3 separate regions of the Homo sapiens genome follow, and regions 1 and 3 are each linked to region 2. A link is a loop called in an ENCODE intact Hi-C map of the cell type or tissue named here. Cell type or tissue: ovary. All regions are shown on one strand. Each heading gives the region's core, and the rest is flanking DNA. Links, peaks and the distances in the headings are about the cores only. Region 1 holds the start of LOC124904950. Region 2 overlaps LINC01056 (long intergenic non-protein coding RNA 1056). Region 3 has its middle 5.9 kb from the start of BIRC7.

Evidence for each region. A loop is a pair of places that touch in the nucleus more often than their neighbours do. Peaks named below come from ENCODE experiments on the same cell type or tissue, not always from the same donor. Only the 100,000 strongest peaks of a DNase experiment are listed, where the experiment ranks them.
Region 1: it touches region 2 in a loop (2.4-fold over the local background); 24 of 110 quality-filtered maps call a loop at or near these places.
Region 3: a loop joins it to region 2, with 4 times the contacts of the local background. A loop is called at or near these places in 26 of 110 quality-filtered maps.

Annotation. Positions count from the first base shown.
Region 1 is chr20:63,239,328-63,249,395 of GRCh38, reverse strand. It overlaps BIRC7 (baculoviral IAP repeat containing 7), which reads right to left. Exons shown (of 7, transcript NM_139317.3): 6 at 9,786-10,038; 7 at 8,901-9,140. The coding sequence ends at 9,791. NKAIN4 (sodium/potassium transporting ATPase interacting 4) reads left to right here. Exons shown (of 7, transcript NM_152864.4): 3 at 501-581; 4 at 1,621-1,818; 5 at 5,312-5,372; 6 at 6,773-6,857; 7 at 7,890-8,612. The coding sequence ends at 7,899. LOC124904950 reads right to left here and starts at 6,735. Exons shown (of 2, transcript XM_047440633.1): 1 at 2,638-6,735; 2 at 62-2,540. The coding sequence starts at 4,589. The coding sequence ends at 3,513. RefSeq lists enhancers at 1-740, 741-1,573, 9,652-10,068. In ovary, for the core only: no CTCF peak of the experiment used is centred there; no DNase peak of the experiment used is centred there.
Region 2 is chr20:63,051,089-63,061,816 of GRCh38, reverse strand. LINC01056 (long intergenic non-protein coding RNA 1056) reads right to left here. Exons shown (of 6, transcript NR_033369.1): 4 at 10,066-10,195; 5 at 8,551-8,912; 6 at 7,954-8,305. Among named protein-coding and RNA genes, the nearest start is that of LINC01056, 18 kb to the right of the region's middle. RefSeq lists enhancers at 531-1,372, 1,373-2,215 and a silencer at 5,175-5,375. In ovary, for the core only: a CTCF peak has its summit at 5,229 (motif pointing left); DNase peaks (open chromatin) are centred at 5,566 and 8,716.
Region 3 is chr20:63,225,416-63,234,560 of GRCh38, reverse strand. No RefSeq gene overlaps it. Among named protein-coding and RNA genes, the nearest start is that of BIRC7, 5.9 kb to the left of the region's middle. RefSeq lists a silencer at 660-855 and enhancers at 1,619-2,818, 2,892-3,661, 7,219-8,173. In ovary, for the core only: no CTCF peak of the experiment used is centred there; a DNase peak (open chromatin) is centred at 3,510.

The DNA of each region.
Region 1 (10,068 bases), core at 1,201-9,200, 190 kb before region 2:
AGGTGCTGTGGCCCGTGCAGTCCCAACGCAAAAGCAGCTGGGCTGTGTGTGCACAAATGGGTGTGGCTGTGTCCGCAAAACTTTATTTACAAAAGCAGCTGGCAGCTCTTTGGGGTGCTCTCTTGGGGGTGGCTTCTGGGGTGCTCTGCAGTGGAGGCCTGTGCTGTCCACGTGTAATGTCAGCCCGGTGAGGCGAGGACAGGTCACGGCAGCTCAGCCAGGGATGCTGTGTCCGTACGCCGACCTGCGCTGGGGCTCCCTTGAGCTGGCTGTCCCACCGCCTCATTCCCGGGGCACCCACGTGGGAAAGCTCTGAGACGTGTCCCAGGGTGGGCTTGGGGGACCCCTTTCTCCATGCTGTGCATCTGGGGGCCGCCAGACTCAGGAGCAGAGGCCGCCCCTCCTATGCGATCATGGGACCCCTTCCCCCGGGGGCTGGATGCAAGCAGGTGTGCCCGGGAGCTGTGTTCAGCTGCCGCCCCATCCTCTCCTCTCCCTAGTACACGCTGTGGGCAGCCGTCTGGGTCACCTGGAACGTCTTCATCATCTGCTTCTACCTGGAAGTCGGTGGCCTCTTAAAGGTGAGTGCAGACTGGGAGGCAGCGCGAGGTCCTTCCCTGGGGTCTGGGCCGGGCCCCTGGTAACACCCCCTGTGTTTGCTTTTCATCTGTCGTCTGAGGCAGGGGCTCAGTCTGTGCATGGCTCTGTCCCCAGCACCCAGAACAGCCCTGGTCTGTAGTTGGTAACTCAGTAAAGGTTTGGGGAAAGACCAGTGATTTGATTGGTGAAAGAAAGGCGTCTGTGGGTATTGGCAGGCGAGGGGGCTCCAGCTGGGGAAGAGGGGCCTCAGAGCAGGGGCAAACCCTGGCAGAGATCTGCAGGTGAATGGACACCACCCTCCTGGGGCCACGTGGGGTCCTTTGTCCCAGCCCGACCAACCCTCCAGGCTGGTAAAGCCTCGTGCCTCCTGCAATGCAGGGAACCAGGGGAAACGTGGGGGGAGGGGGTGGGAAAAGGCCATCGCTGAGCCGACCCTGACCGAGGCTGTTCAGGGGAAACAGGGTGGGGGCCATTGCTGAGCCCACCCTGACCGAGGCTGTTTCAGGCACTTTGCTTACAGCTCAGAGGGTGGTCCTAAAGCCAGGGTGGATGGATTTTGGTCTCCCCCAGGGGCTCTCTGCTCTGGCCAGTGTAGCACAGGTGGGCACTGGGGCAGGTGCCCAGCCAGGCAGACGGGCCCCCGCTTCCTGGAACCACACCTGGGGCTGCAGCCGGGAAGACTGTCCCGAGGCAGACACACGTCACATGGCAGCTTTGGCCAGCGACACGAGGAAGGGGCCCGGTGCCCCTGAGAGCGAGTTCTGGGGTCTGGGCAGGGAGGCCTTCCTGGAGGAGGAGGTGTGTGGGTCGAGGGCAGGCGCAGGAGCGGCTGGGAGGGCCTTGGTATTCCTTTCCCCACCATGGCTGGAGCCCTGGGGGCGGGGTGCAGTGGGAGGACAGGGGAGGTGAGAGGACAGGACCTCCCCTTGCCTCGGTGTGGTGGCGTCCCCGCAGGCTGCAGTGGGTGAGGCCGCCCACCTCCTGGTGCTAACCGGCCCTGCTCCTGCACCTCTCCCCTAGGACAGCGAGCTACTGACCTTCAGCCTCTCCCGGCATCGCTCCTGGTGGCGTGAGCGCTGGCCAGGCTGTCTGCATGAGGAGGTGCCAGCAGTGGGCCTCGGGGCCCCCCATGGCCAGGCCCTGGTGTCAGGTGCTGGCTGTGCCCTGGAGCCCAGCTATGTGGAGGCCCTACACAGTTGCCTGCAGATCCTGATCGCGGTGAGCGTGGGGAAGGGGGCCCCCGGGTGGGGATGGGTTGATGGGGGAGGGGACATGGAGCTGGGGGCTCATCTCCCTGAGGCGGGGCCAGCTGACCTGGCCTCAGGCGTGTCTCTGCCTTCCTCATCCCCCACCCTTGCTGGAGAGGTTAAGGTATCACGGGTGGGTCCCATGTGGCTGGCACCTCAGTGCCTCCTCTGCAAACCACCTCCCCCAGGCGGGGCCAACCCAGGCGCTTTCTCAAGTTGAGCGTGGTGTTTGCTGTGGGGAGTGGGAAGGAATCGGATCAGGCCGAGACACCCCGCCTCTGGCTTTGACGGCCCCAAGGAGGAGGGGCATGCATCTTCCTGACAAACCCATCCATGCGTGTCCCGCCTGTTCCCTCGGCTGCCCCGAGCCCATGCCGGTCACAGGAAGTGGACAGAGCCTGAGGCTGGGCTGGCAAGAAGCCCCTCAGCCTTGTCGGGAACCCTGGCGTATGCATCTGGCAAGGCTGGCGCCACGTGACCCAGGTCTGACCGGACAGGGATTCTGTGGCCCCGGGTGGCGCTGAGGAGCAGCTGTTGCTTGTGCGGGAACGGGACTCTGCCGTCCTCTCCGGCCCTGCACGGGTTGGTAGAGAACAGGGGCTACGATGCTGCTCCTGGTATGGCCACACGGCCACTTCCCCGCTGTGCCGCCTCTGTGAGCCTAACAACCTCCGTGTGCCTCAGCTCCCGCCTCTGTAAAATGCAGATGGTGTCAGTGCCTTCCTCGAAGTGCTCAGAAAGAGGCAAAAGCTGAGGCGGGTGTGTGGAGGGTGCTCGGTCAGCGTTTCACCTCAAGAGCTCCGGGGGCAGGGCCAATGTGACTGCAGCACGGCTGGTGCCGTCGCTGGAGGAACTTCTGACCGATCTCGAGGCTCCCTGGCTTTTCCTGGTGCGCACGGTGGTGTCGACGCAACACACCAGGTGGACCTGGGGCTTCCAGGAGCGAGGCTCCATGGCCGGCGGCTGGCGGTGGGAGCTGAATTCCAAATCTAAGGAGCCCGTGGCCTGAGCACACGTGACGGTGCGGGTGGCCTCGTGAGCTCCCGGGGCTCCTTCCTGGGCTCTGCTCTGGTCCTGCAGGAAATCAGGCCAGGAAGGTGCTGCCCCATAGCAAGGGGCCACAGACGCACCCTGCCAGCTCCAGTCGGGGCCTGTTTCTCCCACCAAAGCCAGTCAGCAAGGCACAGAGGGGGCCCCAATTGCCCCCAAAATGTGTGGAACCCAGGTGCCTGCCACTGGAGGAGAAAGAGCCAATTTCCCAAGTGTGCACATCAAAGCTCCTGAGATTAGGCTTTGTGAGGAGGCAACAGAAAAGAAGCTAGGCTGGGTGCGGTGGCTCACACCTGTAATCCCAGCACTTTGGGAGGCCGAGGCAGGCGGATCACGAGGTCAGGAGACTGAGACCATCCTGGCTAACACGGTGAAACCCTGTCTCTACTAAAAATACAAAACAATTAGCCGGGCGTGGTGGCGGGCGCCTGTAGTCCCAGCTCCTCGGGAGGCTGAAGCAGGAGAATGGCATGAACCCGGGAGGCAGAGCTTGCAGTGAGCAGAGATCACGCCACTGCACTCCAGCCTGGGTGACAGAGCGAGACTCTGTCTCAAAAAAAAAAAAAGGAAGCTTGAGGGGAATGAATGAAGAGTCTCTCGGAGGGGGCTGGCGTGCTATGGGAGCCGAGGCTGGAGGAGTGGGCACTCTGCATGGTTGGGGAGATGGGGCCTCCTGTTGGCTTTTATCCTGACTCCCAGGGATGGGAATTTCTTTGATAGGATGTAGTTTCTAAATTCCAGCCAGCTAGTCCTCGCTAGGATCTCGCCCCTGCTGTTTGCTTTGGAGGGTCTGGGAGAGGCTGGCGGCTTGGTTGGCCTCTGCCCAGCTGTGCTGGGGATGGAAATGGTGGTGGCAAGAGAGTCGTCTGACAAGGCCAGGCTCTGGGGGTTGGGGTGCGGGGCCTGCAGATCCCAGGCCTCCATGCAGCAGGGAGAGGGGAGAGCTTTGGGGTGGACCTGGGGCTGGAGCCAGGAGGATGGGCAGGAGGCGGTGGTGTGCAGGGCGGGGAGCATGGGGGTGTGGGACAGAGGTGGCCTGCAGGTCCCCAGGCAGGAGGGCACCGGCTGGAAGGGGCATCTTCCAATGGCTCCCCAAGCTCGGCTGCCTGTTCGGCGCCACGGCCAGCTCCGGGATGGGGGCGTCTTGGGCTCCTTTGGGGTGAGGAGGGGGACGAGCCGTGGAGGTTGCCCACCCTCACCGCTGCTCCCACCCTGGCCGTGGCATGGAACCAGAAATGGCCATTTGGGACAGCTTCTTGAGCTTGTCTCAATATCAAGGAGATAGGTCTGCCTGCTTGGTGGTAAGAGAGGTCTCCTGGCCCCTGACTGACCCCTAGAAAGGAGCTGGATTTCCAGGAAAGCAACCACCAACTTGCCTGTACCAGATGGGGTCGGGGGTCGGGGGGACGGAGCCCAAGCATGTCCAGCCCTGGGGCCTGGCCTGCGTGTCCTGTCTCCTCTCCTGGGCACGGTGGCCTTCACGGGGGGCTGTTGGGCCAAGTCTATGGAGGAAGAAACCAAGACCAGAAGATGAAGTGAATTTTTGGGGTCACCCGGCTGCTGAGTGGTTGGCCTGAGGTGCAACCAGGAAGGTTTCCTGCCTCGTTCCGGGGTCCCTCCAGTCACAGACCCACTGCCGCCTCCCTCGGTGTCTGTGGCCTGGAGTGCCCCTGGCCAGGCCCTCTCGCTCATGCTGTTGGTGTTTCTGGCTGCGGCAGCACTGCCCCCCCTTTGCCAGAGCCCTTTTTCCCTCAGTGGCCCTGGATGCAGGTGTCTGCGAGGTGTGTGGGGCTTTGCAGCGGCCTGCCCTCTGCCCTGGACTCCCAGTCCCTCCCCTCTCCCTGCCTGACCCCTGCCCCAAAGGCAGCAGCCAGCCCCCAACTCTGCCCGGAGTTGCCCGCTGGACCCCGAGTCCTCAGCCTGTCTCTCCTGCACTTTGCCGGGCTCAAAACCAGAATCCCAGATGGCTTGCTCCACAGAGGAGGAGGAACCCCTGGTGGCTGCTGGCTGGAGTGGGCTGGGGCCAAAGGCAAGAGGCCCGAGGGGACGCAGGGCTGGGACTGTGCTGGCCTGGGGTTCATCCAGCCTGGGCTTCTGTGTCCTCACCCCGCTCCCTGCAGCCACTCAGGCTGACCTGCTCATCTTCCCCACCCAATATCCATTATCCTCACCCACCTGCCCCCTACCCAGTTGAGTGGGGTGGGGTGGAAGGCAGGGGTGCGTCCGGAGCTTGAGAGCTGAGGATACCCACGGGTCAGCTCTCCCACTCCAAGTCACAGAGGAGGAACCTGAGGTCCAGGAGAGGCAGGGCCTTGGTGGTCAGGGGCGCTCCAGTGCTTCGGCCCACATCGCCTCAATGACACCCCACAGGCTCGCCTGGCCGCACTCACGCCCCTGCCTGTGGTGTCTTTCAGCTTCTGGGCTTTGTCTGTGGCTGCCAGGTGGTCAGCGTGTTTACGGAGGAAGAGGACAGCTGTGAGTATGGGGCCTCTGCAGGCAGTGGGGCGGGAGACGGCTACAGAGGTGGCAGCTCTGAGTCTGTCCCGTCTGGGGCAAGGCGAGAGACCTCCCCACTTGGAAGGGACCTCACGCCCAGCAGGGCCTTGCTCACGGCCGTAGGCCTGAGCGAGGACTCGCCACACACCAGGGAAGAGATTAGCAGAGGTCCTAGCCTGGGGGCTCCAGGGGTCAGCTGCCCCCCGGTCCAAGGACTCCTGTGCTTTGGGCTGGGCCTGCCCTCATGATCCCCGCAGTGGCCACGGGAGGAAGGTCTGAGCTCAGACTGCCCAGGTCCAGGCCGCTGCAGCCTCCAGGCAGATCGGAACCGGGCCCATGGCCAGGACGCTCACATCAGGCCCTCGGTGGCAGCCTGGACCCATCTGGGCAGGGTTTCATCTTCCCTTTGCTCGCCAGCCCGTCAGCTTTCCTGTGATTTGCAACACGAGTGGTCCACACTCAGGCGCCCTCGCTGGGTCCCCTCGTCCTGGTGTGGTCTCACAGGAAGACCCTGTGGAGAAGGATAGAGCCGGGTGGGGAAGGGCAGACGCCAAGCAGGGTCTGGGTGTGCCCAGGGGTCCTGGTTCCTATGGACAGAACTCTCCCTGGGGTCAGAATCCAGTTCAGAACCATCTGTCCCCAGGACTCCAGGGGCCATGGGGTCAGCAGTCCACGTGTCAAAGGGCACCCTACCCTCAGACCAGGCCTGATTCCAGAGGCGAGGAATGCCCTCAGAGCCTCGGTCCCCAGCGCCCAGCATCCCTCAGCCACTCTGCTGCTGATCCTAAACCATCACTCAGAGCTCAGCCAGCTTCCTGGGAGGAGGCAAACGACTGGTTCCATTCAAACATTTTAAGATGGGAACCCCATTTGAACCTGGGGTTCAAAATGCCTCGACTTTGCCCCGCAAGCCCCTGCTGCCTGCTGGCTGTGCAGACACAGTGTCAAGGAAGCCATCGGTCTGAACATGACGGAGGGCGGCGGGAGAGTGGGCGGAACACGGTGCAGCCCCTGCACAGGCTGGAGGACCCGGGCTGTCCTGACCCCACTGTCCCCCGAGGCCATCCCCACATAGGCCGAGGACCCGGGCTGTCCTACCCCTGCCGTCCCCCCAGGCCATGTCCCCGCACAGGCTGAAGATCCGGGCTGTCCCACCCCCACTGTCCCCCGATGCCGTCCCCGCACAGGCCGAGGACCCGGGTGTCCCACCCCCCCCGTCCCCCCAGGCCATGTTCCCTCTGCTGTCATGTCAGGGCTTTGGGCACTGTCTGTGCCCCCAGGGACCCCTTGGGCTTCTTTGTCTGGTTGGGCTTGTTTTCCACTCTGACATCTTTTCCATTGTGTAGGTTTTGTTTTATTTGGGTCTTGATTTCTTTCAGTTGATTTCATTGGTGGATTTGATCCATTTCCTCTCTACCATGTCAATGAAAAGCCATCCAGTCTCTTGTCCAAGCAGGTGTACTTGTAAGTATGGCTGGCAGAACCTGCTCTGCGGCCAGCCTGGCCAATCTGGCCCTCACAGCGAGAGGCTGCCTTCCTTGGGGGCCTCACCAGGCACCTGCCTGTCCGTTCTGCCATCCATCCGTCCATCCATCCACTCTCACTTTTCTAACATCTGCTTCATGCCAGGCTCTGGGGTGGTACTGGGGCTGCAGAGACCTAGGACCCAGTCCCAGCCCAGAAGCTCAGAGCCCAGCAGAGATGGAGACTGTGGGAGGGGGTTGGGTCCAGGAGTCGGCTCTGAGTCGGGGGCCGCAAGGGTGTCCTGAAGAGCCACTTCCCAGCAGGCGGCATGGGGGTGCTGTAGGGGTCTCTCTGTGGCAGGAGCTGGGGCCCTGGCTTCCTATCTGGCAGAACCAGACTTGTTTCTTGAAAGGCAGTGTCCACAGCTCTGCAAACCCCAGACTTTGGCATGGGGTGCCAGGGCTCCCACCTGGCCTCCTCTGAAACAGCTTTTGCCACACAGCCCGCCCCGTACACAATCCTAGTTTGGGGCTCAGAATAGGTGGCTGCACCGCCCCTGGGCTGCCCAGGCCCCCAGACACACCTGATGGCACGCCCCTGGGTAGCCCCTGGCTCTTCTCTCCTAAAAATGAGGGCTGTCCCGGCAGGGGCCGTTCAAGGTAGCAGGAGCCCAGCTCCCATGTCAGAGAACAGGGGAATAAAGACCTGGGAAGGGGTGGGGTCACACGCAGACCCTGAGCCAGGGACCCAGGCACACCCCTGGGTGAGCCCCCTCTCCACTCCCAGCCCCACAGGCCAGACCCCACTGAGATGTCAGCAAACAGGCACAAGACGCTGACCTGCCGGCACAGAGAGAGGCAGTGGGGGCTTTCCAGAGCCTCAGTCCCACCCATCTCCTTTCTGCCAAAGGCCTGAAGCCGTCCACTGCTTGGACTTTGTTCCATTTCAGGTTCTCCAAGGGGAGGGGGTGGCAGCCCCCAGTGGCTGCCCCAGCCCTGTTCCCCCAGGTGCTCTCTGACCTTGTCCCCACAGGCCTGCGTAAGTGAGGAAACAGCTGATCCTGCTCCTGTGGCCTCCAGCCTCAGCGACCGACCAGTGACAATGACAGGAGCTCCCAGGCCTTGGGACGCGCCCCCACCCAGCACCCCCCAGGCGGCCGGCAGCACCTGCCCTGGGTTCTAAGTACTGGACACCAGCCAGGGCGGCAGGGCAGTGCCACGGCTGGCTGCAGCGTCAAGAGAGTTTGTAATTTCCTTTCTCTTAAAAAAAAAAAAGAAAAGAAAACATACAAAAGAAAAGGCAAAACCCCACATGCCCACCTCCTCTGGCAACATGGGGGTCACAGCTCTGCCCCCAGGCTGTCGTCTCGTCGAGGAGCCCCTCCCTCAGGTGCCCACCTGGGGCTGCTGGACCCTCGGGCTGCAAGCACTGCTGCTGGGATGCAGCCTCCCCAGGAAGTCAATGTGAGGCCCGAGACCCCTCAAGCGGTGAGGGCCCCTGTTGAACATGGAGGGTTCCTAACCCCAAACTCGTGCCAGAAGAACCCCCACCCCACCCAGGAGCTGAGGCTGATGGAGCCCTAGGGTGGGGGCTGGGCTTGACCAGGAACAGCAGAGCCAGGCCCCAAGGCATAGGGCAGGGCACATGGTGGTGACGAGCAGGCAGTACTCTTGTAAAGGGGGCTCTTGGGCAAACAGTCCCAAAGGCTCCCCCAGGTATCATCAAGTTGGTAAATAAACAGGAACATGGCCCTCACCCACTCTGTGGAAGATGCCGAGCTTGGGGGACAGTCAGGGGTACAATCTCAGGTGGGGCCTGCGGCCTGCCCGTTCCAACAGTCCTTAAAATACTGGAGGATAAGCGCGAGGGGAAGGAGGTGAGGGGCCTGGAAGGGGGGTGTCTGCGGGAGTGGGGGAAGTTTGGGGAGCAGCCTGGAGCCAGCTGGACCTGGGCAGGTGCTGCCCTGCCAGCCTGGAGAGGTGGTGACCTGTGTCGGGTTGGGTGGGTGGGGAGGCAGCTCGTGGTCTGGAACAGGCTGCTGGGTACCTCCAGGGAAAACCCACTTTATTTCTATTCAGAAGCATCCAAACAGGTACAGTTAAGCCATCCCCCACGCCAAGCAAGGGCCTCCTTCTCCACCCTGGGCGGTGGTCGGGGAATCAGGGCTGGTCAGTGCTGGATGGACACCAGCTCTGCCATCCTCAGCAGGCCCAGAACACAGTCCAGAACAGGCAGAGAGGGGCAGGGAGCCCACTCTGCAGCCCACCTGGCCGGCCATGGCACCTAGAGGGAGAGGAGGGGTGGGTGAGTCAATGGCAACCGACGGGGCCCACCTAGCCAGGGGCCTCAGATCCCAGAGTTCCCTGCCCGACCACTTTGTCCCCTGCCAGATCTTCAGACACATCCCGGGGGTAACTACAGAGGCTCTGGGGAGCCCCGAGGCGGTCACAGCACCTGTCCCTCGGCCAGTATGGGGTATCCCACCCACTTCTCTAAGAACAGGTTCACACACCCCCTTCCCGTGCAGGTGTTCCCACCATGCCTTGGCCCCGGGTTGAAGCCAGGCCAGTGTCTCGCTTGTGTAAGCCCAACCTGGCCCACCCTGTTTCCCCAAACGCCTCCAAAGCCGGCTTTCCTTGACCACTGAGGAAAATCAAGGCTGAGAGGAGCCAGCAGGCGTCAGTTAATGCAGGCAGGCAGAGCTATGGTGGCCGCCAGGGCACGGTGCCCGAAGGACCAGGCCCCAACCTAAGCGTCAAGGGAGGTAGTAAGATTGATGGGCGCTATCAGCGGGACCTGGGAGCCGGGTAAAAACAAGCTGACGCTGCCACCCGGGAAGGGCCTGCATGGGTTCAGGAGGGCCGGGCACAGCCGGCTCAGGGCCCCCTCCGCAGGAGGGCTGGCTGCGCGTGGTGCTGGGGCGCTCACCTGGCCTAGGACAGGAAGGTGCGCACGCGGCTGCGGACGGGGGCTCTGCAGATGGGGCACAGCTGCAGGCCGGGGGCACACTCAGCACAGACCAGGTGGCCGCACGGCACAAAGACGATGGACACGGCGCGGTCCAGGCACACCTTGCACGTCCTCTCCTCCTGCAGCCGCCGCAGCTGCGCCTCCACATCCCTGGCTCCTGGGGGCTCAAGAACCCACCACGCCCTCTGGGCCTCGGCTGGACTGACCCCTCCTAGGAGGACAGGCCTGCGAAATGTCCCCA
Region 2 (10,728 bases), core at 1,043-9,042:
GACACGGACACAGACAGGACATGGACAGGACACGGACATGGACAAGACACAGACACAGACACGGACAGGACACGGACATGGACACAGACACGGACAGGACATGGACATGGACATGGACAGGACTCGGACACAGACATGGACAGGACATGGACACAGACAAGACATAGACACGGACAGGACATGGACATGGACAGGACACGGACACAGACAGGACACAGACAGGACACAGACATGGACAGGACACGGACACAGACAGGTTATGGACAAGACATAGACAGGACACTGACAGGACACGGACAGGACATAGACATGGACACAGACAGGACATGGACATGGACACAGACACAGACGCGGACACAGGACATGGACATGGACACAGACACAGACACGGACTCGGACACGGACACAGATATGGACAGGACACGGACACAGATATGGACAGGACACGGACACAGACAGGACACGGACAGGACACAGACACGGACACAGGCAGGACACGGACAGGACACGGACATGAATAGGACATGGACACAGACACGGACAGGACACGGACACGGAGAGGACACAGACAGGACGTGGACATGGACAGGACACGGACAGGACACAGACAGGACACGGACAGGACACGGACACAGACAGGACATGGACACAGACAGGACGCAGACACAAACAGGACACGGACACGGACAGGACATGGAGGGCTTAGTAATGAAACCAGGCTCTCCCTTCCTCTTGGGAAAAGCACTGGAAGGTGCTAGGCACCAGAGGAGGGGCCAGGGAGTGCCAGGAGGTCCTCCAGTTCCCCTCCCGGCCCTGATGGGACATCAGGGGTCCCTTTTCTCACCCAGGCCCCTAACCACTGTGGTCACCCCTGCCAGAGCCCCCCACCCCCAGGGCCTTCCCTTGAGTGACGGATCCCTGGCAGCCTGTGTCAGGGCCACTGCGAAGGCTTCAGAGGGCAACTCTCTGATCTTTCTTGTGATGAAGGCCCCCACCCATCTGGTGGGGCTGTGGCTTGGGCTGGGATCCTTCCGCCTTCCGGGCACCCTGCCCTGGGCCAGGGCTTCTTCCTGCTCAAGGAAGCCCTTCTCCTGCAGCTCAGGCCCTCTTTCTTGCCAGAGCCCCGAGGCAGGAGGCTGGGAGAAGGGAAGGGGGCGTGTCATGCACAGGAAGTACCCCCACTTCACCTTTTCCTGGGTCGGGGACAAAGGGCCAGGCACTGCTGGGGGAAGCAGGACTTCCACAGAGCCCCAGGGCCAGCCAGGAGGGGACTGGAAGGTTCTGAAACAGCTTCCCAGGCAGCCTGAGGAGGGAGGCCACAAACAGCTGGGAGGAGGGACCAGGACAGGATCTGTCTCCCTCACTGAACAGGGATGCTCAGCCGCAGATGGTGACTCACCCTGTGAGCTCTGGGCGCCGGAGCAAGGCCAGCTGGCTGATAATTGGCCAGGACCGACTTCGCTGTTTTAATATCCCGAGTGCCACTCTCCCGCCAGCCTCAGGGAACCATTTCTGTCAGGGCTTTTCTAAGCTTTGACTCCCACTTTCTGCCAAACACCATCGGAAAACAGCCCGATTGTCCCACCTGCTGAGGACCACAGCCATTGTGAGCTTGCGTGACCCCAACAAGCCCTCTTAGGGCCAGGACCCCTCCGAGGACGAGGAGCTGAGTGGGGCTTAGAGCCTGGCCTTCTCCTCTTCCCACACGGGTGGGGGCTCGCCCCACACTCCAACAAGGGAGCCCCCGGCCAGGCAGACGATGGGGTCACATGGGGGCAAGAGATGGAATCAAAGATATCACAAACCAACCGGAGCCGCAGGCAGAACAAAGCAGAGCCAAGGGGGCCTCCGCGCCCCTGCTGACCCTCTCGGGGGCTGCACGCACAGCCGGGGTCCACCTGACCCACTGAGTTAGCCCCAACTGCCGAGGGAGCCCCAGAAGTTGGCTGAGTCTGCAGATGAGGGAAGAGGCCAAGTGCCTTCCCCACGTGGTAGCTGCACGGGGGTGCCCAGGCAGGGCACCGAAGGTGGAGGAATGACCACAGGCCCTCGCGATCAGCCCTCGCCCCTTGGCTGCAGGCTATGCTGTGGCCGTTGTCAAGGACATTTGGAAGCCGGGCGCAGTGGCTCACACCTATAATCCCAGCACTGTGGGAGATTGAGGTGGGCAGATCACTTGAGGCCAAGAGTTCCAGAGCAGCCTGGCCAACATGGTGAAAACCCGTCTCTACTAGAAATACAAAAAAACTAGCTGGGCATGGTGGTGCACACCTGTAATCCCAGCTACTGGGGAGGCTAAGGCACGAGAATTACTCAAACCGGGAGACGGAGGTTGAGGTGAGCGAAGATCATACCACTGCACTCCAGGCTGGATGACAGACAGAGATTCCATCTCAAAAAACAAAACAAAACAAAACAAAACAAAAGGACATTTGGAGCCAGCGCTCACAGTGGCCTGGCTGCCAATCAGTGTGCCCTTAAAAGCTGAATCCAGAACCAGGTAAGGGTGAAATGCAAGGACCCCAAAAAGGGAAAGACACAGACGGTGCAGCCTGGGACATGTGCTTGTTCCTGCGTGTGTCTACTGTGTCTGTTCGCTGGTGCTAAGGAGCTGGGGTTGATCCTGGAGGAGGCACCTCCTACCTCCTCCCATCTGGAGGAGGCACCTCCTACCTCCTCCCATCTGGAGGAGGCTTCTCCTGCAGTGGTGCCCAGCCCACCTGAGCCACAGCTGAAGGGCCTTCGCCAGCCCCTGTGGCCTCCCAAAGGGGAAAGCGGGCTCCTTAATGGGCGAGGAGCTGGATGACCAGCAGGCAGCAGCACACCCTCCCATGCCTCCCGCGCTCTGTGGACAGCCACCTCTGTGCGCTCTGGAGCCTGGGGCTGGTCAAGCCTACAGGGCCCCACCACCTGGGAAAGGGGGAAGTCACCTGTGGCCCTGAACTGGGGGGCCTCAAGCCATCTGCCAACAGAGGAAGTCAAAGGCCACCAACAGGCCATGCTGACCACAGCCTGGTCACTGCTGGCGCAGAAGAGGGGCTTGGAGTCCGAGGACTTCACCATGAGCACCGTAGGGAGGCAATGCCAGACCCCTGTTGGTGTGGTGTGTTTGAGGATGCACACAGAGCACAGGTGTGTACACACTCCCATGCAGGCACTCACAGAGCTGGTGCACACAGGGCAATCCACACACACGTGTACACACAGAGCAGTCGGACCTCTCTCTTGAAGCTGTATCCAAATATGCTTCCCTCTCACCCACAGATCCCCCAAGGCAGGGGCTTGGGGGTGTTTCCTGAACCACAAGCCGCTCAGGAGGGAGAACAGTTAACTTTGTTTCCCAGCCCTGTGTCTCAGCTGGATCCACAGACTTTAATAGAGTTTTACAAGAGCTTTGCCCTGATCTGTGCTGGCAACCAGAATTCAAACATCACCCATTAACGCCTCGTGAAAATGTCCTCAGTGTGAGTGACTGACAGGGTTTGGGGTGCGGCATTGCCTCTTCTCTTCTTGCATTTTTTTCTCTTCTCACCAGATGGATTTATTGAATTGGAAAGAAAGTCACAGAAATATTTTGTCTTATATTGGTAGTTAAGATATGAGATTAGCCAGGAGAGAGGGGGAAGAAACTTCAAAAAATGAAGGACAAGAATGTTGGGGCCAAGGCATGCCCCCTTCAGAGAGAACAAAGGAGACGCTGCAGCTCCAGGGGCTGCTGAGCTGCTGCAGGACCTTGAGTCCTGCTTAGACCAGGAGAACTGGACACTGCTTCTGGCAGCAGCTGAACAGGAGGGAAAGGTACCTTACTCTTTCCCTGTGTACAAAGGAGTGACTGAGTAAACAAATGAGTGAGTGAGTGTGTGTAAATAAATTAATGAATGTGTGTGGATGAGTGAGTGAACAAGTGAGTGCATGTGTGTGAAGGAATGAGTGAGCAAACAAGTGAGTGTGTGAATGAATGAGTGACTAAAGGAATGAGTGGGTGAACAAATGAGTGAGTAAACAAATGAGTGTGTGTGAATGAATGATTGAATTAGCGAGTGAACAAATGAGTGTGTGAATGAGTGAATGAAGGAATGAGTGAGTGAACAAATGAGTGTGTGAATGATTGAGTGAAGGAATGAGTGAACAAATGAGTGTGTGAATGAATGAGTGAAGAAAGGAGTGAACAAATGAGTGTGTGAATGAATGAGTGAAGGAATGAGTGAACAAATGATTGCATGAATGAATGACTGATCAAATGAATGTGTGAATGAATGTGAGTGAACGAGTGAATGAAGCAATGAGTGAGTGAACAACTGTGTGTATGAATCAGTGTGTCCATGAATGAGTGAATGTGTGTGAGTGAATGAGTGAAAGAAATGAATGAGTGAACAAGAGTGAGTGAACAAATAAGTGTGTGCATGAATCAGTAAGTGTGTGCATGAATGAGTGAATGTGAATGAGTGAGTAAACAAATGATTGTGTGTGAGTGTACAAATGAGTGTGTGTGAATGGGTGAGTGAACAAATGAGTGTGTGTGAATGAGTGAGTGAATGAAGGAATGAGTGACTGAACAAATGCGTGAGTGTATGTGAATAAGTGAATGAATGAGTGAACAAATGAGTGTGTGTGAATGAATGAATGAAAAAAGGAGTGAACAAATGAGTGCATGTGTGAATGAGTGAATAAGGAAATGAGTGAACAAATGAGTATGTGTGAATGAATGAGTGAATGAAGGAATGAATAAGTGAACAAATAAGTATGTGAATGAATGAGTGAACAAATGAGTGTGTAAATGATTGAGTGAAGGAATGAGTGAACAAATGAGTGTGTGTGAATGAGTGAATGAGTGAATGAGCGAGTGAATGAATGAGTGAATGAGCGAGTGAATGAGCGAGCGAATGAGTGAGTGACTGCATGAGTGAGAACCTGGGAGTGCAGGCGGGGCCGAGCCGCCGCGGTCACAGTAGCACTGGGGGCGGTGGGCGGGAGACCCCTCCTTAGAGGCCCACGTGCTGGACCCCTCAGCTCTGCCAAAGATGAAATGCCCCCAGACGGGCCAAGGGCTACCCCCAGTGGTTGCAGTAGTGATGGCGCCTCCCCATCCCTGTGGCTGTCGCCTGTCTGCTGCTTTCCCCAGAAGACTTGGGGGCCTGGAGACCCCAAAGTGTGGCGTCCACTGCCAGCCCCGCCAGCCCCGCCAGCCCCGCCAGCCCCGCCAGCCCTCTGCTGCCCTCTGCTGGCCAACTCGATCCACAGCGGCTCCTGGCGGTCGAGGGGAGGGGGACCAAAAGGGACCACAGGGGCGAATTGGGACGATGTCAGCTCCTGCCAGCATCACGGAGCCGGTTGCCACAGTGACGGGCTGCTGTGCGGGCCCTCTGCAAAGCAGGGAGTGCAGCCGTCCTCATTCCACCAGAGCCAAATTCCTCACGCTCTGCCTCCCAGCGAAACCCATGTGACCACGGGCCCAGGGAAGGGGGAAGGGGTGTGGGAGCGGCCGGGCCACTCTGTGCCCCGGGCACCCTGGGCATCGCAAGCCTGGCTCTGCCTGGGACGCCCTCAGCTGGCCCCTCATTCCTCCTTCCAGGTCAGGCCTCCAAATGCTTTCGCAGCCCTGTCCCCGCCAGTCAGACCCGGAGGATGCCAGGGGTCGCCAGTGGCTGCCCTGCCCAGCTCAGAGAGGAGACGATGTACTCAGCCAGAGTGGAGGCCGGGGGCCTGACAGAGGCAGGCGGCACCAGCCAGCCCCCCAGCCCTGTCCTGAGGCTGCTGAGCATGACACCCACTGGGGAGGTGGGCAGCTGACCCAGGGCCTGGCAGGGAGCCGGCTGTAGCACTGCCTGAATCAGGACCCAAGCTCCAGCTGCTCCTGCTCCAAGCTGCCCCTGGCAGCTCTGCCAGCATGCAGGGCACAGCCATGGAGAGGGGACACCCACATGCACTGGGCCAGCTGCAGGCCTGCAGGGCCACCGGGCATCTCACCCATCCTGCCACCCAGCGAGGACAAGGGGCAGAGGAGGAAGCATGGCATGAGGGAGGGTGGAGGGGGAAGAGGGGAGGGAGACCCCATGGCCTGGGCCCCAGCCCACCCCCAGGCCCAGAGCTGCTGTCCACGTGGGAGGACTGGGGCCCCAGGAGGGCGGAGGAAGACCCAGCTCCCGTGGGAGGCTGCCAGGGACTCCCCTGCAGGTTAGGAGCCTCCAGATGTTGCTGCAACATCGATCTTTCCCATTTCTCGAGTTATTACTTTATGTAAACAAACACGAGAGTTGCTGGTTCTAAATAAAGTTGTTTGTCTATGTAAATTAATATATCATATTCTCTCCTGAAATAGAATTATTTGTCTCTGGAGGAATCACGTTAAAGACTGACATAGGGTATAACTGTATCATTTACATATGCAGATATGTCTAATTATTCAACTTGCAATTAAAGGCTTGTGTGTCAGCAAATGAGACTAATTAGACACATTTATCTATGATAATCAGCTTTTTACAAACAAAATAGATCCCCCTTGGTTGATCAGGGAAAGCTGCTGGACCGGGGCCCTTCTCCCGTCGGGCACCTCTCACCAGCCTCACTCCACACCCCCCAGCTACACCCCAGCCCTGGTTTGTGGGGGACAGGGAGAGCCCAGGCTTCCCGCCCTTCAGAGGTGGATCTGAGGCAGCAGTCACGAGGCCTCTCAGTCCCCACTGGGGTTGGGCCCCAGCTGCCCAGCCCTCCACTGCCCTGGCCCCTCCGGCTGCCCCGGCCCCTCTGGTGTGCTCCTGGAACTGCCCCCTATTAACTCCACACACAAACCCTGGTGGGGCGTGCCCAGAGGGCTTGAGGAGCTACTACCTTGCTTTCAAAGCTCTGTGCCTTTGAGACCGTGACTGTGTGGTTCACACCCCCATCTTCAAGGCTGGACTCTCCTGGCCCATGGACCCCGCTGGTTCTCCCCTTCCTGGGCACCCCAACTCCACAGCCCTGTGCCCCTTGACCAGGCTGTTTCTGGCCAGGGTGGGCTGACATGCCGGGGACTTGATGGCCCCGGAGCAGTCTCCAGGCAGGTCCTGGGTGAGAAAGCCCTGGGCAGCTGAGGACCTGGTGAGGCTGAGCCCAGAAGCCTGGCCGTGGCCTGCCTGATGGCCGCCCTGGTCACTGGGCATCTCACCTCCCACTCACCTGCTGCTGTGCTCTCAGAGTCACCTCCAAAATAAACAACTTTCCCTCCTTAAGTAGGATGAACAGGGCCCCCAAATATGTCCACCCATAACCACAGAATGTGGCCTTATTTGGAATAAGGTCTTTGCAGATGTAATTAGGGTAAGGATCATGGATTAGAGTGGGCCTCAAATCCCATGAAGGGTGCCCTCATAAGAGATGGAGAAGCTGAGACAGGTAGATTTGGAGAAAAACGCCACGGAAAACAGAGGCAGAGATTGGAGTGATGCGGCTGCAAGCCGGGGACACCAAGGAAGGCCTGGAGCCACCAGAAGCTGGAAGGGACCAGGAAGAAACCACACCCCCTCCCAGAGCCTCCACAGGAGCCAGCCCTGCCCAGAGCTTGCTTTCAGATGTCCAGCTCCAGAACGGAGATGGAATGAATCCTCGTTACTTAAAGCCACCCAGTTTGAAGTAACTCGCCGCCACGCTGGGACACCTCCCATTCCTGCTTCGGGATCTACTTCTGGGGAAGCCCAACCTTAACCCGTCATATTTTTCTTTAAGTTAAATAAACGAATTGATTTAAATACCTGTTTTAGCCTTTGACCTAAGCAAAAATATCTGTGAAATCATGGGCTTGATATACAAATTTAATTTTTCCAAATACACACTCAAAATAAGTACTCGTAAAATGTAAATGGTCATCGAAGCCTCCGCCACCTAATCTCCCTCTGGCTGCAGCCGCGCCATCCTCCGGAAGGAGGAATCACCATCACCGTAACCATCACAGACCAGCGCATATAACAATGCACTTTCAGATATCATTTCTAGATATTTATAGAACCTGTGGATTCCAGAGCAGTGTGCACACTGGTGTGTGTCTTTGTGTGTGCATTCACTGTGTCTGTGTATGCCTGGGCTTAAGGAAGAAGAGCGTGTCTGTGGAAGATGAAGAGGGCAGGAAGCCTCTTCACAAAGGCTCTCAGTTGCTTGGCGATGACTGAACCGAGAGCTGAGTGAAAGGGGTGGGCGTCAGCGGAGTACTTCTGTTGTGTGCACCTGAGCACGGGCTCACAGAGCTCCTGGAGGCCCCGCAACCCGACTGTTCAGTCGAACAGAGGACATACCGGGAGGTCCACCACTGTGTCCACCGCTGTATTTCCAGTGCCTGAAGGACCGACCGCCCCATGGGAGGGCTGAGAACTTGTCTGTGATGAGGTCACTAACAAACAAGTGAGCTGGACCCCTGGGGAGGGTCAAAGAAGGAGCTCTGACAAGGGGCAGGGGATGAGGTGAGCCTGGCGCTGAGAACAGGGACAAGCAGATGTAGGGCCCCTGACCCTCAGACCTGATAAGGAGGGCCCAGTCCCTTCCCACCTCCGTGTCCCGGATGACTCCATTGGCCACACCCACCCAGAGGCCAGAGACAGATTGCTGGGACATCCATGGAGGTCAGCCTCCTGGGGCCCAGAGCGGGGCTGGAGGGGTAGGGGAGGCTGGGCTCCCGGGGTCTTGCTACGGCCTCTGTTCCGGGCTCTGGGCTCATCTGTGCCGGGGCGTGAGTCACTGGTGCATGGGCTCGGCTCTCATGTCCTGGACTCTGTGAGCAGCAAAGCAAGGGGCTCTGCCAGGGCTTCCCCGCAGGGAGGCAGCAGACCCCTCACGCTGGTGGGCACTTTGGACCTTGGCTTTGCTTTCAAGTCCTGCCCTTTTTTAGCAAGTCGTTAGTATTTTAAGTGCCTTTCAAGAGGCTGAGCCTAATTAATTAGCCGTTTCTGAAAAAACAATTAGGGTTTCTGATAGGCATCATCCTGGAAAACAAGCAGAGTGCAAAGGCCAGGCTGAGGCCGGGAACCCCAGCAGCAAAGAGACACTCGCGTCCCCCAGCGTCAGGGAATTAGGACATTTGTGCCAGGCTGCCTGGCTAATTAGATTTCCAACAACTCCAGAGGGACCCGCTGAGGCAGCATCTAATTTAAAGCAGCCTCAGCCGGGCTTTGAGCTTGAGCATTTTGCAAAAAGACAAGACAGAGTTGGGCTGTCCCTGTGGGTGGGCTCCTGTCCCCTCTGAGCTCCAGGACTCCAGGCCCTGCCTGTCTGTCCACCTGCAGTTTCTCTCCCTGTCCCCTCCCTCCTTTCTGCCTCTTCCTCTGCCCCTGGCTCTCAGGCGTCCCCTTCCACCCAGAGGAAAGGGAAGTGACCTCCCAGCTCCTCACAGGGTCTACAGACGACTTGGCCTCCCAGTTCGGGTTGATAATAATTTGCTACTTAAAAATCTGCTCAGCTGAGGAAATTTGGTATGTCTTTTCCAAATAAAGCCTTCAATTGCCCCAAAATGAGTGACTGAAGAGGGGTCCTGCAGGGGAAGGAAGGGAGTGAGTGACTGAAGAGGGGTCCTGCAGGGGAAGGAAGGGAGAGCATGTTGCATTTCTGGGCATGCAGGGCGCTCTGTTGGCCTCAGTTCTCAGGAGGCCCCGCAGGGGGGTGGCGGTGACCTCCCATGACTGCAAGCTGAGTGTCCTGTAGGCACCTGCAGCATCTCCCCGACCTGTGGTGGGGGCGGTCTGGGGTGCCCTTGCCAGCACTGCCCTCTGTCTTTTCACCTGAGGAGGTCATAGGGCGCTCCCTTCGAGAAGAGGTGGCATGAGCTCCCTCCAGGCCGCCACAGTTGGGAGAGGGTCTAACGTTTGCTGTCTTCTGTGCTTATGGTGCCAACTCGCTCCAAAACTGCCGCCTTTGAGGATGCTTGGCTCAGCCCCCTTGGAAATGCAATTCCCCTTGTCCCCCAGCCATGGAGTGGGAGCAACTCCCCCTGCACCTTCCTCAAGGGCTTATGAGGCCACCTGCCCCTGCCCCTGGCCTGCCCCACAGGATCCCGATGGAGGGCCCGTCATTGTGGGCCCAAGAAGCCCACACCCTGCCTGGCACCCCTTGGTCTTGACTGTCCTCGGCCTGCCCGTTTGCTCCTCTGTGGCCTCTCTGTCCTGGGCACTGTGTTGCCCGCGTCCTCTGAGTCCTGCCACATGGACGGTCAGTGCTCCATACGCCACATCAAGTCCTGCAAGTTGTATAAAAAGTTAAATTTTGGGAATTGAGTTATGTTTTTGGATTCTCCAGAGGAATCAGCTGTTCGAAGGGATTCTATGGCTTCAGACTTTTGAGAGCAGCATTGTTAAGACTGGAAGAGACAAGCCTGCAGGACAAAGGAGGAACCAAGGAGGTGGGAGGCTGGCAGCAGCCAGCCCTGCCCAGAGCTTGCTTTCTACACTTGCCACGGGCCCTCAGAGGTGTGCAGGCACTTGGGCATCCGCAGACCTTCCCTGAGAGCCTGGCCTGGCAGCCCCTCCGGATCCTGCACCAGGGGGAGGACACTACAGAGCATGATTCTCTGCACCGGGGGGAGGACACTACAGAGCATGATTCTCTGCACTGGGGAGAGAACACTACAGAGCATGATTCTCTGCACTGGGGGGAGAACACTACAGAGCATGATTCTCTGCACTGGGGGGAGGACACTACAGAGCATGATTCTCTGCACCAGGGAGGACACTACAGAGCATGATTCTCTGCACCGGGGGGAGGACACTACAG
Region 3 (9,145 bases), core at 1-8,000, 170 kb before region 2:
CTGCTGAGGATAGAGCCCAGAAGCCAGGGCTGCAGGGCGCAGAGGGAGAGGCAGCAGGAAGCTCAGGGGCATAGGAGGGGAGGGCTGTCGGGAAAGGGCCTGAGGGCCAGCAAAGGAGTTAGGCTAGACACAAGGTAGAACTTCCCAGTGTGTTTTCTGGGATGATCTCAGGGTACCTCGCCTTCGCCCCCTCTCTGTCCTCCAGTGCCCACCTCGCCTTCGCCCCCTCTCTGTCCTCCAGTGCCCACCTCGCCTTCACCCCCTCTCTGTCCTCCAGCGCCCACCTCGCCTTTGCCCCCTCTCTGTCCTCCAGCGTCCACCACACCTTCGCCCCCTCCCTGTCCTCCAGCGACCACCTCGCCTTCACCCCCACGTCCTCCAGCGCCCACCTCGCCTTCGCCCCCTCCCTGTCCTCCACCGCCCCCTCAGCACAGCGGTTACCTTTGGTCACTTCAGCAAAACCCCGGGTGTGGGCCTGGGGCCCTTTCAGGAGGACGTGGGCCTCAAGCTGGGTGGATTTGCTGCCTGGTTCCCAGTCTGCCCGCAGTGCACCGGGGAGGTGGGAAGAGGGGCCACTGTCTCCAGCCTGCTTCTTCCAGGGGAGAGACACATGCAGCACCCAGGTTTGCTCTGAACTCTCAAGCTGGGGACCCTCTGAGGTGGGCAGGCAGCAGAGGCCGCTGCCATGGCCTGTTATGGGACCCTCTCTTCCCACTGCTTGGGGCTCGGAGAGGAGACAAGGTTGGTGTCACTCCTGGAAGTGGAAGGAAAGGCCCTGGGGCCCACTGGGGAGTTGGGGTTAGCTGGGCCATAAGCCGAGCCCCGCTCCTCCGGTGGGATCGCCCCGAGGTCCTGTGCACCTCCAAACCCAGCAGGTGTTTCTCCACACGCATCGCAGTGCCATCCCAGTGCGTAACTGTGCAGGGAGCTGCTGAGGGGCGCTCAGCTGCTTTGCCGTGTGCGGCCGGCCCAAAATTCTCAAAACAAGGACTATCCATATGTTGCTTATTTAATTAAATAAAAAGAAATAAGGAGCTAAAAATAATGGTCATGTGCCTATTCCAGAAGTGTCGGGAATACTGGGAGTATAAAGAAAGCGAAGTTCGATGTCTGAGCCATCCCTGTGGGCACCGGGGCGTGTGTGTCTGGATTTGGCAGTTGCCCTGCAGCTTTGCAGGATGATACCGTGGGGTGGGGCAGGGTGCATGGACACCTCTAGGCTTCTTTGCAATTCTGCATCTACAATGATTTCCAAATAAAAGCTGGGAAAACCCATATGCCTTCTCCCCGCTGAGCGGTAAGCACTGCTGTTACTATTTTGCTGTTTTCTTCCAAACATACCCTAAACATCTTTATTTGCTATTTGCCCATTTTTCAAAATGAATAAACATCTGTCAGTACCTAGGAGGGCCCCCTGTGATGCCCCCTGGATCCCTGTGAGTCTTTACAATTAAGTCTCCCAGCTGAGAAGATGTCAGATGGGGAGCCGTGGGGAGAGGCCTCCAGGTCAGTGAGAAAAAAGCCCTGGGCCCAGCAGGGACTCCTAGAAGCCCCAAGACCCCACAGTGACTGGGATTTGCAGCTCCCTGCAAGATTCAGAACCAGCAGGAGTTGGAGGAGAATATCCCCAAATTGCCCCCCACAGTGATGGGGACTAGCCTATTAAGGCAGGAAAAGAGGACCGTCGTCAGGGCCGGGCTCAGCATTCTCCACCAACAGCTCACACCTCCCCCAAAGCCACCCAGCCATCCGGGAAAGTCCACGCCCTGAAACTGCGTGTGGGTGCCACACGAATGAGCCCTGCTCTACTCCATGAAGCCTGGGGTTGGGGCCACGTGGGCAGATAGGTGGACCCGCTGGGCACAGGGTTCGTCTTCCTGTGCAGAGATGGGGGGTCTCAGGAGGGGCCTCCAGAGAAGAAAACATCTCCCCCAGGGCTCATGCCTGACCTTTCACCGCCAGAGCCTCACAGTCTCCTCCTGTTAACTTTTCCTCTGGGAATGCTTTGTGAGTCATTAACACTTTAGTATAAACAAGACTCTCAACTTTCTCAGAAGGAAGTTAGTGGGATTTTTAGACGGGGATGGGATCAGCCTGGGATAAGAGGGCTGAGTCAGAGCCTGTGGAGGTCCAAATGCTCTGAGCAGAAGGTGAAACCGTCAGAGGCATGTGAACCAGAGCAGCTCCGTGTTGAACGGGAGCTGGGTAAAATGGTAAAATGAGGCTGAGACCCACCGGGCTGCATTCCCAGACGGTGAAGGCATTTTAAGTCGCAGGATGAGACAGGAGGTCAGCACAAAATACAGGTCACAAAGACCTTGCTGATAAAACAGGTCGTGGCAAAGAAGCCGACAAAAACCCACCAAAACCAGGATGGTCACGAGAGTGACCTCTGGACGTCCTCACTCTCCACCAGCGCCAGGACAGTTTACAAATGCCATAGCAACATCAGGAAGTTACCCTAGATGGTCTAAAAAGGGGAGGCATGAATAATCCACCCCTTGTTTAGCGTATCATCAAGAGATAACCAAAAAAGTGGGCAACCAGCAGCCCTCAGGGCTACTCTGACTATGGAGTAGCCATTCTTGATTCCTTTACTTTCCTAAGAAACTTGCTTTCACTTTACAGACTCACCCTGAATTCTTTCTTGCAGGAGATCCAAGAACCCTCTCTTGGGGTCTGGATCCGGACCCCTTTCCTGTAACAAAACTGTCTCCACAGGGCTGACAAGAATTGCATGTCGGGTTCTGGACAGAAATATTATTATAATTAAGCATTAATCAGACTGCACGGTGGCCCGCTTTCTCGCTGCTAAACATCACCACGTTGCCCTCGGTCGTGACCACTGTGTTCCCACAGATGCGATCCCTGATATTACAGTCATGAGGCTTTTGTTGATTCCTTAAGATGTTTTTCAGACCCCAAATTCCAGCAACCAGTTTGAAGACCCTCATGGAGGGATGGGATCCACATGAGAACAGCTTCTTCACTCTGTCCTGTGGCTTCACCCTGCAACCTTCTACTAATCAACCATCTGCACATTTGGCCCACTCCAAAACTCTGGAAAACCCCAGCCTCAAGGCAGGAGGACTGCTTGAACCCAGGAGTGCAAGACCAGCCTGGACAACATAGCGAGGCTCCATCTCCACAAAAAAATTTTAAAAACATAGCTGGGCATGGTGGTGCACAACTGTGGTCCCAGCTACTCAGGAGGCTGAGGCAGCAGGATTATGCGAGCCCAGGAGTTGAAGGCTGCAGGAGTGGTGGGCAGGGAAGTGCTGGCTAGAGGAGGGCATGGTCCCTGGCTAGGGCTCCACGCACAGGCCTGTGCCCACGGACCTAGGTGAGGATAGACACACCCTGCCTTCATGTCCAAATGTTGCATTTCCCAAGACCACCCTGCCCTGCCACGCCCCCATCTGGTGCCTATAGAAACCCTGAGACCTAGCGGGCAGGCACCTAAGCCCTGGACACGGAGAGGAGCCCATTGGCAGAACACACAAGCGGCTGGACGTCGAGAGGCCATCAGGGGGAGCACGCCGGCAGAAGAGCACACTGAGACTCCGGCAGGCGATCAGCTAGTGGAACGATGCAGAGTTTGGTTGGGATGGTTGGAGGAGAGCCCCGGCTGCTGAGCGGCCTGATTCCAGGGGAAAGCCATCTCCCTTCTGGCTCCCCCATCTGCCGAGAGCTACTTCCACTCAATCAAACTTTGCACTCATTCTCCAAGCCCATGTGTGATCTGATTCTTCCGGCACAGCAAGAACCCTGGGATACAGAAAGCCCTCTGTCCTTGCGGTAAGGCAGAGGCCTAACTGAGCTGGTTAACACAAGCCACCTACGGACGGCTAAACTAAGAGAGTGCCCTGTAGCACATGCCCACTGGAGGTTCAGCTGTAAACATTCACCCCTAGAAGCTGCCGTGGGGCTCCCTGCCCATCTATATGCTCCCCTAGGGGTTTGAGCAGCGGGGCCCCAAAGAAGCGAGCCAGTCCCCATCGCAGGCCCTGCAAGGGGACAAGGAAATCTTTGCCATTTCACTATGATTGTGCCCTTGAATTCCAGCGTGGGACTGTCTCAAAAAACAAACAAACAAACACCAAACAGACACCAAACAACAACAACAACAAACCCCAGCCCCAGATTCCTCTGGGAGATGGATTTGAGGTTCCCTCCCAGCAACTTCTTTAGTGACCCTATGATTAACCCCTTCTTTGCTGCAACCCAGCATCTCAGCATACAGACTTGCCGTGTCCATCGGCAGCAAACTATCATAGTTACAAAGAGACAACTGGGGCTAGGAAGGAAGAGAGTTTCCCTCCAGCTGTAGCAGGAGGAGTCATAGACAAAATTCCTCAGACACTGGATTGTGGAAGGAAAGAGCTTTATTCAGCTGGGATCGTCGGCAGACTCACGTCCTAGAAACCGAGCTCTCCGAATAAGTGATTCCTGTCCCTTTTAAGGGCTCACAACTCTAAAGGGGCTGTGGGGGCGGGGGTCGTGATCTATTGAGCAAGCAAGGGGTATGTGACTGGGGGCTGCATGCACCAATGATCAGAACGAAACAGAACAGAACAGGGAGTTTCATGATGCTTTTTTACACAATGTCTGAATCCATAGATAGCACAAGCCCTGAGGTCAGAGGTTGAATTTTAACACCAGGTCTGAAATGTGGTCCCCAGTTGTCTGTGATTTTTCACTTCTGCCAATTCTAACTTCTACTTTTTCAGCAAACAAGAAATTAAGTATAAGACAATATAAGGAATGGTCTCCTCTCTGACAGCTAGATGTCAGCTTGCTTTGGGATTCACTGGGAGGGTCCCAACCAGGACAGTGTGCCAAGCCCTATGCTAAGGCCATCACCCACATTCCCTCACTGATCTCCTCAGTTACCCTTCGAGATGGGCACAGAGCTTATTTCAGAGGTGAGGAAACCGAGGCTCAGAGAGGGGCACAATGAGTTGGCTGAGAGCGGAGATGGAGGGCCAGGAAGCCTGTCCAGGGAGGCAGCGGCAGCCGCTGCCGGGGGAGACATGATCCCCACGCGTGGGGTGGGGCCGCAGGAGGGCGATGGCCTGAGAACCTGCCGGGAGGCCAGTGCTCCTGTACCCTTCTTCATCAGGGAGGGGAGACGGGGAGTGTGGACGGTTCTTTTGATGGGGCATGAGTGATCTTCGGGGAGAAGGGAGGGACTCCAGAGACAGGAACTAACTTGTAAGTGATTCCCTTTGGAATTCGAATGACCTCCAGAGGAGACATTATCTGGGGCACAGGTCCGTCCAGGTAAGGCTGCATTGCTGCTGCCCTCTTTTCTGAGGTTTCAGGGAAGGGGTGGAAGGTGACTGCGCTTCTCCATGGTGGGGCCCGGCCTAAGGCAGAAAAGGGGTTTCAGGGAAGCGGTGGAAGGTGACTGCGCTTCCCCATGGTGGGGCCGGCCCTAAGGCAGAAAAGGGAAAATCACAGCAGAGCCTCTTCCAGCATCTGCCGCCCTTCAGTGGCCTCTGACTTAGAGCAGTGAGTACGCCCGGGCACCATATGTGAGCCAAAAAAAAATTCCAAGCCCCTAGTTGACTGAATGGAGCCCCCTCTTGGCCAACGGTACTCAAGGAAATCTGAAAAACAAGTTCAGCCCATGACAGGAAGGTGGGGGCCAGACAGGCCTCGTGAGACCCTCCTCCTTTTGGAGTTCAGGAACGACTGACCAGCGTTAACATTAAAATCGAGCTCTTAAGCCTGACAAAACAGGCCAGGCGCAGTGGCTCACGCCTGTTATCCCAGCACTTTCGGAGGCTGAGGCCAGAGGCTCTCCTGAGCTCAGGAGTTCAAGACCAGCCTGGGGAACATAATGAGACCTCATCTCTCAAAACAAACAAAAGAACAAATTAGCCAGGTGTGGTGGTGTGCACCTGTCCTCCCAGCTACTCAGGAGGTAGAGGCAGGAGGATCGCTTGAGCCAGAAAGGTCCAAGCTGCACTGAGCTGGGCCACTGAACTCCAGCCAGGATGACAGAGGGAGATCCTATCTCCAAAAAAAAAAAAAAAAAAAAAACACCAAACTGACTAAACAGACTGTAAGATCCCGAATGCCAGCCTGACTCTGGCATAATATCACATGACAAACAAGGAAAGAAAAATATTTTATCCCCAAATACATTTCTTTGCCATAGTTTGGAAAGGCCCTATTGGCCGGGCGTGGTGGCTCACGCCTGTAATCCTAGTACTCTGGGAGGCTGAGGCGGGTGGATTGCCTGAGCTCGGGAGTTCAAGACCAGCCTGGGCAACACGGTGAAACCCTGTCTCTACTAAAATACAGAAACGTAGCCGGGCGTGGCAGCGTGTGCCTGTAGTCCCAGCTACTCGGGAGGCTGAGGCAGGAGAATTGCTAGAACCTGGGAGGCTGAGGTTTCAGTGGGCGGAGATCGCACCACTGCACTCCAGCCTGGGCGACAGAGTGAGACTCCGTCAAAAAAAAAAAAAAAAAAAATCAAGACCGGGCACGGTGGCTCACACCTATAATCCCAGCACTTTGAGAGGCCAAGGGAGGCAGACCACCTGAGGTCAGGAGTTCGAGACCAGCCTGACCAACGTGGAGAAACCCTGTCCTTACCAAAGATACAAAATTAGCCAGGTGTGGTGGTGCATGGCTGTAATCCCAGCCACTTCGGAGGCTGAGGCAGGAGAATCGCTTGAACCCAGGAGGCACAGGTGGCAGTGAGCCCAGATCACGTCATTGCACTCCAGCCTGGGCAACAAGAGCAAAACTCCATCTCAAAGAAAAAAAAAAAAAAAAAAAAGAAAGAAAAGAAAGAAAGAAAAGGCCCTGCAAAGCCATCTTGTGTGGGGGAAAATTTGTGTCTGTAAGGAATCTCTATTAACATAACTAGCTCTTTCCCCTTCCAGGCCCTCCCAATCCTGAAGAGGTTACCTGAGGGTCCAGCACCTTCTAAAGGTCTGCATAGGAAACATTTGCCATCTACTGTCTTTAAGGACAGACACCTATGGGACTTCATCTTCATAGTAAGAACCTCAGTCTCCACAACCCCTTATCTTAACCCAGATGCTCCTTCCTATTGGTCTTTAGATAATAACTTAACTCTTTCAACCAACTGCCAATCAGAAGATCTTTGAATCCACAATCCACCCAGGACCCGTAAGCCCCCACCTAGGACCTGTAAGCCCCCAACTAGGACCCGTAAGCCCCCACCTAGGACCTGTAAGGCTCCACCCAGGACACGTAAGCCCCCACTCAGGACACGTAAAGCCCCACCTAGGGCCCATAAGCCCCCACCCAGGACCCGTAAGGCCCCACCCCCTGCTTTGAGTCGTTCTGCCTTCCTGAACCTGAGCAATGTACACCTCACATGTACTAACTGATGCCGATGTCTCCCTAAAAGGTATAAAACCAAGCTGTCACCCAACCACCGGGACACATGTGCTCAAGACATAATAAGACTGTACCTCAGGCCATGGCCACCGGTATTAGGCTCAGAATAAACCCTTTAAATATTGTACAGAGTTTGGCTCTTTTTGTCACACGTATTTTGGGGTGAAATTCGCCGGGCTGCTTCACCATCCTGGCCTGCTGTGGCATGGCCATGCCCCACACCCAGATCTGCCTGACGAGGGCCTGGGACAGAGGGGCCTTGGGGGCCTGGTGTGGTACTGCAGGATCTCGGGTTCCCTTCCCCACCCTTGCCCATGTCCTGCTTAGAGATCTGTTTGTGGCGGGAAAACCTTGGGGCGGGGTCCAGCCTGCCTCCACCTGTGGGCCCCACAACCACTGCGTCTGGGCCGTCCAGTCCTGGCAGTCCTGGGATTCTGGGTCAGTGGCTGCAACGAAAGTCTGGGCTTGTGGTTGCAGTCACATGAGGCCAGGTCCTGCTCACCTCCGGGCCGTGCCGGCTGGAATGAGGCTGGACCTGGAGCCCACATAAGCTGAGGAGAAGGAGGAAAGGGGTGGGAGGGAGGAGGAGGAAAGGGGTGGGAGGGAGGAGGAGGAAAGGGGTGGGAGGGAAGAGGAGGAAAGAGGTGGGAGGGAGGAGGAGAAGCTCCAATTCCTGTCCAGGCCTCAGGCCTGGGTTCCCAGGAAGCTCAGCAGGTGTATGCTGGGCAAGGTGGGCCGGTAACCCCTGTGACAGGCAACCCTCCCGCACCCAGCCCCACTCCTGCTGAACAACCCTAAGTGCCCTCACCAAAAGTGGCTGAGCCGGTCCCCTCCTCCTCAGCTTGGGGGGCCAGAGCCTGCCAGCACTGGAGCAACCCTCCCTGTGGCCACAGAGCAAGGACTCCAGGGGACCGCAGGGCTCCGGACAAGTGCATCAGAGGCCCACAGGAGGGGCTTCCAGCTTCTGAGGCTGGCAACGGCATTAAGAAGCTCGAAGTGAGACAGGCAGGCTGGCTAGTTTCCTGTTTTCAGATGGTCTGGAGGGGCTGGGCGCGGTGACTCACACCTGTAATCCCAGCACTTTGGAAGGCTGAAGCAGGTGGGGATCACTTGAAGCCAGGAGTTGGAGACCAGCCTGGCCAACATGGCAAAACCCCGTCTCTACTAAAAAAATTAGCTGGGTGGGGTGGCGCGCGCCTGTAATCCCAGCTACTCGGGAATCTGAGGTGGGAGAATCGCTTGAACCCAGGAGGCGGAGGTTGTAGTGAGCTGAGACTGCACCACGGCACTCCAGCCTGGGCAACAAGAGCAAGACTCCATCGCAAAACAAGGCCAGTGCAGTGGCTCACGCCTGTAATCCCAGCATTTTGGGAGGCCAAGGCGGGCGGATCACCTGAGGTTGGGAGTTTGAGACCAGCCTGGCCAACATGAAGAAACCCCATCTCTACTAAAAATACAAAATTAGCCAGGCGTGGTGGCGCATGCCTGTAATCCCAGCCACTTGGGAGGCTGAGGCAGGAGAATCGCTTGAACCCTGGAGGCGGAGGTTGTGGTGAGCTGAGATCACGCCATTGCACTCCAGCCTGGGCAACAAGAGCGAAACTCTGTTTCAAAACAAAAACAAAAACAAAAACAAAAACAAACTCAGGACCCCAATTCACTCTGCCACAAGAAAAAAATTAAACTAAAAGCTAAGTCATGTGAGAAGCTGCCTTTCTTTTTGTTCCTAAGCAGGTAGTTACAGATAACAGGTGAAGCATCT